2 separate regions of the Homo sapiens genome follow, and region 2 is linked to region 1. A link is an interaction called in ENCODE POLR2A ChIA-PET data of the cell type or tissue named here. Cell type or tissue: K562. All regions are shown on one strand. Links, peaks and the distances in the headings refer to the core of each region. The heading gives the core; the rest is flanking DNA. Region 1 overlaps LOC124901287 (a long non-coding RNA gene). Region 2 has its middle 31 kb from the start of ABT1.

Region 1 (6,970 bases), core at 777-5,776:
TTCCCGACAGGGGGGTGCTATTCTGATGAAATTTTGAGCGGCATTGATTAACCCAATGATTTCCTTTATTACAACGAGTGAAAAGTCCTGGCATTTTTTCTGTCTGGGGGAACTGCATTATAAGATCCTCTCTGCCCAGAGGTCTGATGGCATTCTTTTTTGAAATGTCCAATTTTTCCACAATTATAACATTTTCCTACTTTAGGGCTTGACCCTTGGCCCTTTCTAGATTTGTTACTACTAAATTAGCCATTGCTTGAGCCAACATTGTAGAATGATGGAGTTCAGTTCCCACATCCTGACAGGCTTTGAGAAATTTTCCTAAGATCTTTGCAGACCTCACAGGTGCCAGAGCACGTTTACAATCTGCACTTGCATTTTCAAAAGCTAGAGTCAAAGTAAGCATTTCTGCAGCAGCGGTATGAGGAATCTGATGCCTCACTGCCTCTTGTAATTGTACAACAAAATGTGCATAGGACTCCTGCGACCCTTGCATAACTTGTAGAAAAGATTGTACTGGGACTCCTTGCTCTGGAATGGTGTCCCAGGCGCGTTTAGCAGCCAAGGCAGACTGCTTGTAAGCAGTGCCTGGGAGTGTCAATTGTCGCAGCAGATCTGAATAAGGGCCATTACCCAGTTGCATATCCTCTGTAATGTCCCCGTGTCCAGCAGCACGATTCTGTCTAGTCTGGTCTGCACACAGTTCTAGCCAGTTTAAATTCCATGTCAGATATGCACTACCAGACAAACAAGTGTGAGCCAAATGCTTTATATCAAAGGCTGGAAGGCACATAGCACCGAGTACAGATTCTAGCAATCCTAAAGTAAATGGGCTCTGTATTCCATTATTAACTACACTAGCTTTTAATTCCTTCAACAACTTAAACTCTACCGGGGTGTGTTCATAAGTAAACTGCTGTGGATTATTCAGATTGGGCCTTACGGAAATAGGAAAAGCGCAAGGTCCTAGGGGCTCTCCAGCTATGGCAGCAGCGCAGAGAATTCTTTGTGTTGGGGTCTCTTTCTGCTACTGAAGGAGGCGGTATAGATGTTTCTGCTATTGGGGGGATGGTACAGGCCAATTTTCGTCCTTTCCTGTTTATCATTTTCTTTTCTTTTCTTTTTTTTTTTTTTTTGAGACAGAGTCTCGCTCTGTCACCCAGGTTGGAGTGCAGTGGCACGATCTCAGCTCACTGCAAGCTCCGCCTCCCGGGTTCACGCCATTCTCCTGCCTCAGCCTCCCAAGTAGCTGGGACTACAGGCACCCACCACCACGCCTGGCTAATTTCCTTGCATTTTTAGTAGAGATGGGGTTTCACTGTGTTAGCCAGGATGGTCTCAAATCTCCTGACCTCACGATGCGCCCACCTCGGCCTCCCAAAGTACTGGGATTACAGGCGTGAGCCACTGTGCCTGGCCTCCTGTTTATCATTTTCAATGCATGCTGTGGGTGAGACAAAAGATTCTTTCAATTTTTGAGATTCAGAACATGGCTCCTGTGGTCCAGCAGAATAAGAAGGGGACAATGGCAGAAGGACAGTACAGACTAAACCCCAGAGAAAACAGAAGGATCAACTTTGAGACCTTTTTGATGAGCCCGTTTTAATCTGTCTCCTACTGGGTCCCAATTTTCCACATTGAGGGTGCCTGTCTGTGGAAACCATGGGTTATGCATAATAAACTCCTGCAGAAGCTTAGTTAGTGTTTGAGAGCTAACCTGAGCATTAAGCAACTGCACATAATGTTGCTCCTCCATAGACAAATTCTGCCCCATGTTACCCTGATTCAGAAACTTCCCGCTCCCAGTACCTCCTCAGGGCACTGACTTTATATCCTCCTCTGGCTGACTCGTCCTGGGGTTCCTCGTTCATCTGATCAGTTTCACTTTCTCTGCTCCAGCAGACCTTCTTCATTCAAGTCTCTGTTTGGGTGCCATTGTGGCTGTTACTGTAGGACTAAACGAAGGAGGACAAATGCAGAAATGAAGACAAAGACAAAAGAATTTGTTTAAAAGAAGGGGTCAGAGGGCTCCTTGCTTCTAGAGAACAAGGGCCCTGAGCTTCTACAGCCCTTCATATTTATTACGTGGAGTGAACAGGGAGGAAGGGGTAACTGTTGGTCAGCTACTTGATTTATCACAGGCTCACATGATTGCTTTCTTTGTTCAACAGACTCCAGATGTTCCTATAGATAACCTTAAGGAACACGGTGCCTGGGACGTGGTTGCCCTCAGCATTCCTTCTGGTGACAGATGCAGTTGTCAGTTTGCCAACATCCTGCTTTCATGAGAACAGTTTGCTGTTTGCTCATATACCCTCCAGTGGTATATTGAGTTGGTCACGTCCCTCATTCCTTTGGCCTCCAACAGGTGAAGGCTAAAGAAGGCTTTCTCATCCAACGTCTTCACTGAGGATAGGAAAGCCCTTTCTCTCCAATTGTGAACTGCACGCATGTGTGTAAGCTATGCTTGCATAGCAAAGTCCACTTGGGCATTAGAGTCAAAGTTGTTAAGGGGAGCTAGTCATAGCTACCACGTGGCCAGGCATGTGGAACCAGACACCAGGCACACATCATGAATCATCATATTTACTTTAAATAATGCTGACAACCTAGTTCATAGTGACACACTACTTGAGATATATAGAATAACATTATTACCCAGTAAGTATGTGAACATTCCGATATTTTAGTAAGGGTCATCACCATGGCACTTATCTACAGAGATAAATGAAAACTAAAACAGGGTTGCTGCATTAATTTTGCCCTGGCAATTGTCTGATTCTGAAATGGTGGCAGGTTTTGAGCCAAAACTTGAATGAGTAAGAACTTGCCATATAGCCGAGAAGAGCACTCTAGCAAAAAGAAATAAATATAAGGAAGCATAATAGTTAAAGGTTTTTAAGGAACTACAAATAATTCAGTGTGATGAAGTATGGAGGTGAGGTCATGTGAGGGAGAGGGATTTGGAGAGAAAAGTGGCTGTGTTCCGATCACCTCCTGTGCACCTGTTGAAAGACAATAAATTCTCCTGCCCTAAATAGTAAGAAGGCTGGACACATGACCTCAACACTGAATAAATGAGACTGGCAGAAATTTATTAGTCATATGTACTCACAGCCTGGAAAAAAGAGGGCACTGCATACCGTGCAAGGCCACAGAAGGTTTGCACTCAGGAACAGAATGAACCATTAGGGGCTGTGAGAGGTAGGCTTTGTAGTCATCAGAGGGTTGGGTGACTCCTGGTTCCCTCCAGAGAATGTAGTTGGCTTGCTTTAACAGTTTTAGGGACTGGCAGTGAGACGAAACCCATTAGGTTGAGGCCTGAGTGAGATGCAGCTGGTCTGTCAGATAAGGGAACTGGACAAGTAGGGAACCTTTCCTGCTTGTGGGAGTCATAGCTATCAAGACAGGGGAATTTGTGGATAAGCATTTTTGGGGAGCTCTGTGAGGGTCAAAAATCTCAAGGCAGCAGTTGAAATTTTAGGTCTTACAATACCTAAAATTGGTTTGGAGTTATGGCAGAACAAAAAGGGAAAGAACAGGTCATAAGGGCGTGAGTATACAAGGCAAACACTTGGATTTTATTTTTCAGTGGGCAATAGGAAACCACTGACCAATTGTGAGCAAAGAATATTATTCCAGTTCTCTTCTGAGAAAAAAAAGTCTCTGTCCCATTCCAGGAGGTGCAGCAATCAATCAATCAATCAATAAGGGGGGAAATAAAGGAAAAAAGTCTTTAGAGTTTTCATGTTTATGATCTGGTCCTTGATTGGTTTATTTTTCAGCAAGTCACTTCTTTTCTAACTTGGGAAAGGGAAAGTTTGGGACTGTATATATTTATTTAAATCTGACCACTCCACACTAGTCATCTCCACTTGAATGTTCAATACACAACTTGAAGTAAATGCTGAAACAGATTCTAGATCCCCACCACACACATACACACTCCACTCTCAAAATGCTCTTTCTGAAGTCATTCCTGTCTCAGTAAATGCAAACTGTGTTGTTACAGCAAAAGAAACTGGAGATATATATGACTTTTCTATTTATTTCACACCAATTTAATCACAAACCCTTTAAAACATACCCAGAATTCAACCACTCCTTGATACTTCTACAAACACTACCCATAATGGTTTATGGGTCATCCAGATATTATAATAGCCTTTCAATCAATCTTCTCCAGGAAGGAGAAAGAGAGAGCAACAAAGATTTTTGCAGAATAGAAGAATATTGTTAAATAATTATCACATTGGCCGGGCGTGGTGGCTCACGCCTGTAATCCCAGTACTTTGAGAGGTCAAGGTGGGAGGATCAGCTCAGGTCAGGAGTTCGAGACCAACCTGGCCAACATAGTGAAACCCCGTCTCTACTAAAAATACAAAAATTAGCCAGGCATTGGTGGTGGGCGCCTGTAATCCCAGCTACTTGGGAGGCTGAGGCAGGAGAATCGCTTGAACCTGGAAGGCAGAGGTTTCGGTGAGCTGAGATGGTGCCACTGCACTCCAGCCTAGGCCACAGAGTGAGACTCTGTCTCAAAAATAATAATAATAATAATAATAATAATAATAATAATTCTCACATTGAAGATGATTGCAGAATTCGAAAATAAATGAGAAATTCGGCATATTTTTATTGAGCTCCTACTATTTGTCAGATGTTATTCTATGGATAGGGAAAGAAAGACTATGTAAAAGGCCCAATTTCTATGCACCAGAAGCCGCTATATTTGCTAACCAAGAGAAACCAAGACTTATCACAAATGAGCCAGGAGAGCCATTATTCCCAGTATCTGGGGTTTAGGAAAATTAAGGAAATGTCTTATATGTAGGCTGTTGACATTATCTTCAAATGAAGTACTTGACTTCACAGAGATTCACTGACAGGCTTGAAAGAAGCCACACAAAATAGAACTTTATATGCCATGATGGGGCCAAGAGCGCTACGGAACATTATAAATTCTATAAATATCTTCTCCATAGTATGATGCTAATGCATTACATTTTCGTGTTGATTCATCTATTAAATGTAAAAATTGTTAATAATAAAAATTTTTGCATTTCTATTTCGTGTTCCTTCACTTCTTAATATATGGGAACCTCAAAAACTGGTAATGGCTCTAGTCCGCTCGGCACTCCTGAGAAACCCCAAGGAAAGTATTTTCTTTCCTTTCTAAACAGAACCATACCACGAAAAGTGCTCTGATATCACATTATCACAATCAGAGAAAGTACCAGAACAGCATGGAGAGGGGGTAATTGTCTCCGGGGTCTGCAGATATCCATGCAGGATGGCGAGAAAGACCACGGTACAGATGTTGCCTTGTGGTAAAACTGCCTTCCAGGTACAGTTTTCTTAACAACTATCTGGGCAGACCCTGCAAGAACCTAGTCTGTAAATGGTGAATGTGGATGAGCATCATAGGGAAGAAACCTTGAGTAAGCTTATTTTAACATATCCTTCGATGCAGACAATATGCAGAATTTTAGCATCTTTTAGATGCCATAAACTCCGCTTCTTCTGCCTTGGGAGTCAGAACAAACGACTTTTCTCTCCAAGGAGTAGTTATATTACCACAAGACTAAAATAATTGTCGATACCAACCGTTTATAAATCCCGATTCTGTGGCCCCAAATATCCCACCTAATCTAAAGTTTTCATTTTCTCATTGGCGAAAACACGGGCGCTGTAGATGCCAACACGGGGGGTTGGAGGGGGCGGGTGGGGGGAAGCTCGTTTTATTTTCTAAGTATTGCAGCAACAACGGAACTGCGGGGGACCACGTGGCCTAATGGATAAGGCGTCTGACTTCGGATCAGAAGATTGAGGGTTCGAATCCCTTCGTGGTTAAGTGGGGTTCGTTTTCGGGCATGAAAATTTTATTACCCATTTCATTCCAAGAAAAAAATAAATCATACACTCTCTGGGTTTTCTGAATCCTTTTTTTCTTCCATCTCCTCTCCTTTAAAGGGAAGAAGGAGACATTCTCAAAGGCCTTAGGAGAACAAGTGACAGAGTGAAGAAAGACTGGAAAGTCAAAACTGAAATACAGCCATCTACTACTTTGGAGCTGTCAGGTTCTCCCCAAGTTTGGATTTTAAGCACCTGCGTTTCGGTTTTGTAGGCTTAGATTCAATTCAAGGATTCAATTCCTTGAAAAAAAGAAATTCAGATCTATAAGCCAAGCTGTCTCAAACTGTAGCGTCTCAGACTAATGCCAGGCCCCAGTGGCTAGCACAGTAGGAAACCTGTTGCTTCTTCTGATTTAGCACTAGGCCAAAAACTCTTCACATTTCTTTTTTAGTCTACATCCGCGTGTACCAAGGAGTTTTGGCAGCTGCTGAAGCCTATGTTACTAGTTCTTACTCTCCATTTTAACTTTTTTGTTGTGGGTGTGTTGCCATCAAAAGGATGAGAATACCTAATATTGAATTTTATATTGCAAAGCAAAAATATAAAGGTAATTAAAATAGTCCAACTGGTTACAGTGTGTGTGTGCAAACAGGAAAAGACAGGGAACACAGCTGTGCAAAATATATAAAAAACATTTTGTATTCCTAAATAACATTTTGTGTGCCTGAATTTAATAATAATTTAGGATTAAGGAAAAGTAATTTCCAATTGCTGACATCATGATGAAACATAAGACATTTGACTCCATCCAGATGAGATCATTGATTCAAATCACATGGAGTCCATAAGTGTGTTTCTAGATCAAAGCAAAGAATATTAAAATTAGTAATAATTACCTCTCCCTGTCCCCAGCTTCTTCCATAGCTCTGTTTGATTCTGGTTTCCTCTAGTCATCTGTAGATTCCAAGTTGTATAAAAAATGTGGGGATTGAGCATTGGTTTCCAGACTTTGAAATTTATTGGATTAGAAAGTGTCAATGTCCTAATGTCATGCAAAACCATGTTCTGCCTTGTTAATGGCAAAACCCACCATTTGCACTGAGCATCCTTTTATAAA
Region 2 (6,970 bases), core at 657-5,656, 330 kb after region 1:
CAATGGTGCAATCTCAGCTCACCACAAACCTCCGCCTCCCGGGTTCAAGTGATTATCCTGCCTCAGCCTCCCCAGTAGCTGGGATCACAGGCATGTGCCACCATGCCCAGCTAATTTTGTATTTTTAGTAGAGACGGGGTTTCTCCATGTTGGTCAGGTTGGTCTCGAACTCCCAAACTCAGGTGATCTGCCCGCCTCAGCCTCCCAAAGTGCTGGGATTACAGGTGTGAGCCACCACTCCTGGCGAATAGACTTTATTTCTTTGAAGTACTTTTAGGTTTATAGAAAACTTGAGCAGAAAGTACAGAGAGATTCTATATGCCCCCACACCACCCACAGTTTCTTCTATTAATATATTACATTTGTGTGATACATTTATTACAACTGATGAGCCAAGATTGATATATTATTATTTAACTAAAGCCCATAGTTCACATTAGGGTTCAGTCTTTGTGTTGTACATTATAGGGGTTTTAACAAATGTATAATGTAATATATCTACCACTACAGTATCATAAAAATAGTTTCACTGACCTAAAAATTCCCAGTGCTCTATCCATTTGTCCCTCCCCCAACTCACCCCCATTCTGGAGAACATTGATCTTTTTACTGTCTTCTAATAGTTTTATCCTTTTCAGAATGTCATATAGTTGAAAGTATATAGTATGTAGCCCCTTAAGATTGGCTTCATTCACTTAGAAGAATGCTTTTAAGGTTCCTCCATGTCTTTTTTGTGGATTGATAGCTCATTCCTTTTTATTTGTTGAATACTATTCCATTGTATAGATGTACCACAGTTTGTTTATCCATTTGCGTAGTGAAGGACTTCTTGGTTACTTCCAAGTTTTGGCAATTATAAATAAAGCTGCTATAAACATCTGTGTGCAGGTTATTGTGTGGACATATGTTTTTAACTCATTTGGGTAAATATTAAGGAATAGGATGGCTGCATCATATGTTAAGATTATGTTTAGCTTTAAAAGAAACTGCAAAAATGTCTTCCAAAGTGGCTGTATCATATGGCTTTTTCCTATCAGCAATGAATGAGAATTTCTACTGTTGCATATCTTGGCCAGCATTTGGTGGTGTCAGTGTTTTGGATTTTTGACATTCTAATAGTGTGTAATGCAATTTCATTGTTGGTTTAATTTTCAGTTCCCTAATGGCATACAATGTTGGGTATCTTTTCATATGGTAATTTGTCATCTGTATATCTTTTTTGGTGGTGTCTGTTTAGATCTTTTGCCATTTTAAAAATTGGGTTGTTGTCTTAGTGAATTTTTTTTTTTTTTTTTTTTTTTTTTTGAGAGGAGTCTCGCTCTGTTGCCCAGGCCGGACTGCGGACTGCAGTAGCGCAATCTCGGCTCACTGCAAGCTCCGCTTCCCGGGTTCACGCCATTCTCCTGCCTCAGCCTCCCGAGTAGCTGGGACTACAGGCGCCCGCCACCGCGCCCGGCTAATTTTTTGTATTTTTAGTAGAGACGGGGTTTCACCTTGTTAGCCAGGATGGTCTCGATCTCCTGACCTAATGATCCACCCGCCTCGGCCTCCCAAAGTGCTGGGATTACAGGCGTGAGCCACCGCGCCCGGCCCCTCTTAGTGAATTTTTAAAGCCTTCTTTGTATATTTTGAATACAAGTTCTTTATTGATACATGGTTTGCCAGCATTTTCTCTCAATATGTGGCTTGTCTTTTCATTCTTTTAACACGATCTTTCACAGAGAAGTTTTCAATTTTAGTGAAGTTCAGCTTACCAGTTATGTCTTTCATGGATTGTACTTTTGGTGTCGTGTCTAAAAAAAATCACCATTGCCCGGGCGTGGTGGCTCACACCTCTAATCCCAGCACTTTGGGAGGCTGAGGCAGGTGGATCAACCTGAAGTCAGGAGTTCGAGACCAGCCTGACCAACATGGTGAAATCCCATCTCTACTAAAAACACAAAATTAGCTGGGCATGGTGGCGCATGCCTGTAATCCCAGCTACTCAGAAGGCTGAGGCAGGAGAATTGCTTGAACCCAGGAGGCAGAGGGTGCAGTGAGCAGAGGTGGCACCATTGCACTCCAGCCTGGGCAACAAGAGCAAAACTCCTAAAAAAAAAAAAAAATCATCAAATCAAGTGTCCCTAGATTTTCTCCTACATCATCTTGTAGAAGTTTTATAGTTTTGTGTTTTACAGATTAGGCCTATAATCCATTTTGAGTTAAATTTTGTGAAAGTTGTAAGGTCTGTGTCTAGATTTCATTCTCTTCCAGTAACTCTCCTATCATTATTTTGGATATTTATTTTGTGTTTCTGCAGTATTAAATCTCCTTTTCCCTCTATCTCATATCTTCTCGTGGCTTGGTTTCTTCACTCAATTCAATGGATCATATCACTCAATATTTTTCTTGGCCAGGCGCAGTGGCTCACACCTGTAATCTCATCAAATTGGGAGGCCAAGGCGGGTGGATCACCTTAGGTCAGGAGTTCAAGACCAGCCTGGCCAACATGGTGAAACCCTGTCTCTACTAAAAATACAAAAAATTAGCCGGGCATGGTGGCACATGCCTGTAATCCCAGCTACTCGGGAGGCTGAGGCATGGGATTCACTTGAACTCGGGAGGCAGAGGTTGCAGTGAGCCCAGATTGTGCCATTGCACTCCAGCCTGGGCAACAAGAGAGAAACTCTTGTCAAATTTTCTCTGAGAAAATGTGCATTTGGGATAGATTTTTGAGACCTTAAATGTATTTTTGTCACCCTCACTTTTTTTTTTTTTTTTTTTTTTGAGACAGGGTTTCACTCTATTGTCCAGGCTGGAGTGCAGTGGCGCCATCTCAGCTCACTGCAACCTCCGCCTCCCAGGCTCAAGCGATTCTCCTGCCTCAGCCTCCCAAGTAGTTGGGATTACAGGTGCACACCATTACAATCGGCAAATTTTTGTATTTTTAGTAGAGACAGGATTTCACCATGTTGGCCAGGCTGGTCTCAAACTCCTGATGTCAAGTGATCCACCCGCCTTGGCCTCCTAAGGTGCTGGAATTACAGACGTGAGCCACCACGCCAGGCTAACCCTCACGTTTAATTAAAAATCTGATGGGTTAAGGAATTGTAGGCCACAAAACATTTTACTTCTGTATTTTAAAGGCATGACCATTGTTTTATAGCTTTCAATGTTGCCATAAGAAGAAAATTTTCATTCCTAAGTTTTGGTATGTTATCTGTATCTTTCTGTGAGAAAGTGAATAAAATCTACTCTTCATCGTAGTGTTTTGAATTTCAAGATGACATGCCTTAATTGGGTCCATTTTATCCACAGTTCTGAGATACTAGGTCTTTCTTTCCTTTCTTTTTTTTTTTTTTTTTTTTTTTTTTGAGACAGAATCTCACTCTATCACCCAGGCTGGAGTGCATGGCTCACTGCAGCCTTGATCTCCTGGGCTCAGGTAATCCTCTCACCTCAGTCTCCTGAGTAGCTGGGACCACAGGTGTGTGCCACCATGCCCAGCTAACTATTGTATTTTTAATAGAGATGGGATTTCGCCATGTTGCCCAGGCTGGTCTGGAACTCCTGACATCAAGTTATCCACCCATTTCAGCCTCCCAAAGTGCTAGAATTACAGGTGTGAGCTATCGCACCCAGCCTACTGGCAGGTCTTTCAATTTGAAAACCTATATTCTTTAGGGTTAACATTTATTTTCTTTTATCTAATGAACTATTTTATCTGTTTTCTTTGGAATTCCAAATACTTTGGCATTGGAGATTCCTGGGCTGTTCCTCTAACATTTTTTTTCTCTTTCTTATTATCAAAATTCTTTTTGTCTGAAACCTCATCTTTATTTTCCAAACATTTACTGAATTTTTCATTTTTGCTATCATATTTTTAACATCAACATCTTTTCCTTGTTTCATTTACGTGTAACTTTTATTGTGTGTGCATACTGATAACTTTCTCCTTGAATATTCTGTCATCCATGGTTCTCCCTCCCATTCATTTATTTCAGATTTTTTTCAGATGCCTGGTGTTTCTTATTTGATCTATCCATGTTTAAAAATCATAGGCTAAAAACTGGCAGCAGGCCAGGCACGATGGCTCACGCCTGTCCTGTAATCCTAGCACTTTGGGAGGCAGAGGTGGGTGGATCACTTGAAGTCAGGAGTTCAAGACCAGCCTGGCCAATATGGGGAAACTTCATCTCTACTAAGAATACAAAAATTAGCCGGGCATGTCGGCGCATCCCTGAAATCCCTGCTACTCAGGAGGCTAACGCAGGAGAACTGCTTGAGCCCAGTAGGCAGAGGTTGCAGTGAGCAGAGATCGCGCCACTGCACTCCAGCCAGGACGACAGAGCAAGACTCCATCTCAAACAAAACAAAACAAGACAAAAAAAAAACAAAAAAACTGGCAACATTTAAAATGTAGTGGGGCTTGTTGACAGTGATCTTCACTAGAGGGTAATGTGGTAGGGCCATGTTTTCGGCATTGATGATGTTCGTTTCTTTACAGCTCTCCTCTTCACTTGGTCAGATTTACCAAGTAGAACTCTTTCAATGACATGCCTGGAAGCTAAGGACTGCCTAGCCTGAAATCTGGCAGTAGAGTTGGATAAGACTGCCACGATTTTGTAGCTAGCATGAATAAATTTGTGTGATAATTCTATTTCCATCCTCCCACTCCATGCTACCCATCACATCATCTGTGCCTTGTGTCCTTCATTCAAGATACTATCTGTTTCATCCTCTTTCTGCCAGGGTTGGAAAGACAAGAGAGAGAGAGAGCTTTTATACATTCTTCCTTATTTTAGCCCTTCACCAATTATCCCTCAGATCCAGAAGTACCTATGGTCATAAATTTCTGAGTCTTTAGAAAATCCTGTGGTGTAACTTAGGCTGATTTTTAGCTTTTCCCACTGCAAGCTTAGAACTCAGTTTTCTCTTTTCAATATAAAATATTTTTTCAATATAAAATATGATTCATTTTTTCTTGTCTTTTATGGCTATACAGTTGACCTTTGAACCACACTGGTTTGAATTACCAAGGTCCATTGTTACGTGAATTTTTTTCCTACTAAACGCAAATGGAAAATACAGTATTTGTGGGATGTGAAATCTGCCTACAGGGAGGGCTGACTTTTAGTTTCCGTGGTTCTGCAGGGCTGACTGCTGGACTTGAGTAAGTCCAGATTTTGGTATACCACAGGGTCCTGGAAACAATTTGCTGCACCTACTGAGAGATGGCTGTACTTTTTTTTTTCTTCAAAATCAATTTTTGTGTCCCATTTGTTTAGAAGCTCTATATTCTATATCTATTACTTTTTGCATTTGTCATAAAACTTTAAGACCCATAATTAAACAATTAAAATTAATCAACATGTTTACAATTCTCCCAATAGAATGACACTAGAACACTTTTGTCTTACAACTTTCCTCTCAAATTTTGTGATATTATTGTTCAGTAGGCTGTTCACTCTGTGTAAATCACTTACCATTATTGTTTCATATATTGTATATTTGTTAATATACACCTACCTAGTGATATCATCTCTCCTCATCATTTCTGCATTTCTCTTTCTTGGAAACATATATGTAAGTGTAAAGAGATTGTGCAACTGTATTTCTACATCTTACCAAATATTACTTAATATTTTTATGTGCATATGTATCAAATGTCTGTAGAAGGACACATGACAATGTGATAACACTGTCTTTGGAAAGGAATTAAGTGACTAGATTTAAGTAAGGATGATCAAAGGAGACGTTTTAAATGTAATGTTTCAAAATTTTTAACCTTTAAATGTTGAGATAAATGTGGATTCACATGCAGTTGTAAGAAATCATACAGAGAAATCCCAGTTTCTTCCAATGATAACCACTATTTTGCAAAATTAGTACAATCATACAACCTGGATATTGACAATGATACAGCCAAGCTACAGAACATTTCTATCACCCCATGGATACATCATGTATCCTTGGATAACTACACCTACCTCACTCCCCAACCCTTATACATGACAACCACTAAGCTGTTCATTTCTATAATTTATCATTTTAAGAATGTTATAAATGGAATCATACAGTATATAAACTTTAGTATTGGCTTTTTTCACTCAGAACAATTATTTTAATTTTCTTACTAGTAGATATTATTTTCCTGCTTGAGGAATTATGATTTATTTTTCTAAGGACAAGACAATATGGATGATCAGGGTTTTTTTGTTTGTTTTTTTGAGATGGAGTTTTGCTCTTGTTGCCCAGGCTGGAGTGCAATGGAGTGATCTCGGCTCACCGCAACCTCTGCCTCCCGGGTTCAAGCGATTCTCCTGCCTCAGCCTCCCAAGTAGCTGGGATTACAGGCATGCGCCACCATGCCCACCTAATTTTATATTCTTAGTAGGGATGGGGTTTCTCCATGTTGGTCAGGCTGGCCTTGAATTCCTGACCTCAGGTGATCCGCCCACCTCGGCCTCTCAAAGTGCTGGATTATAGGTTTGAGCCACTGTGTCTGGCCTGGATGATCAGGTTTTATTCTTTATTAGTTGAGATAATTATATTTGTAATTGAATTATGATTATTGAACTGCATTCTTTTTGGTTGTTGATTTCTCATTTTCTCAAAGCAGATGCCCAAAATCTGTGGAGGTGGTTGTCATTGCAAAGAAGTACCACAGGGCTTAAAAAGGCAAAGTTCACCCCAATGAACTTCTTAGTATTCAAAAACAGGTTCAGTTTTTGAAAAATAACCTAGACTGAAGGAAACAATCATATCAAGCCCACAGGAAAAAATGAAGCACAGGGTCAAAATGATCGTCTCTTTAGTTGCTTTCATCCCAGGGCTTTTTTTTCTTGGAGATGGAGTTTCACTCCTGTTACCCAGGCTGGAGTGCAATGGTGCGATCTCGGCTCACTGCAACCTTTGCCTCCCGGGTTCAAGTGATTATCCTGCCTCAGCCTCCCGAGTAGCTGGGATACAGGCATGCACCACCACGCCC

The links. ChIA-PET counts read pairs that join two places held together with the same protein. Peaks named below come from ENCODE experiments on the same cell type or tissue, not always from the same donor. Only the 100,000 strongest peaks of a DNase experiment are listed, where the experiment ranks them.
Region 2: POLR2A ChIA-PET joins it to region 1 with 6 read pairs; 2 of 35 experiments call an interaction of 5 or more read pairs at or near these places.

What each region holds. Positions count from the first base shown.
Region 1 is chr6:26,293,900-26,300,869 of GRCh38, forward strand. It overlaps LOC124901287 (a long non-coding RNA gene), which reads left to right. Exons shown (of 2, transcript XR_007059520.1): 2 at 2,172-5,065. TRR-TCG4-1 (tRNA-Arg (anticodon TCG) 4-1) reads left to right here and starts at 5,778; the gene lies at 5,778-5,850. RefSeq lists cis regulatory regions at 1,857-2,516, 3,021-3,548 and enhancers at 1,897-1,946, 2,042-2,336. In K562, for the core only: no CTCF peak of the experiment used is centred there; DNase peaks (open chromatin) are centred at 2,132, 2,576, 3,302 and 5,702; H3K4me3 peaks cover 1,261 bases.
Region 2 is chr6:26,623,975-26,630,944 of GRCh38, forward strand. No RefSeq gene overlaps it. Among named protein-coding and RNA genes, the nearest start is that of ABT1, 31 kb to the left of the region's middle. In K562, for the core only: no CTCF peak of the experiment used is centred there; no DNase peak of the experiment used is centred there.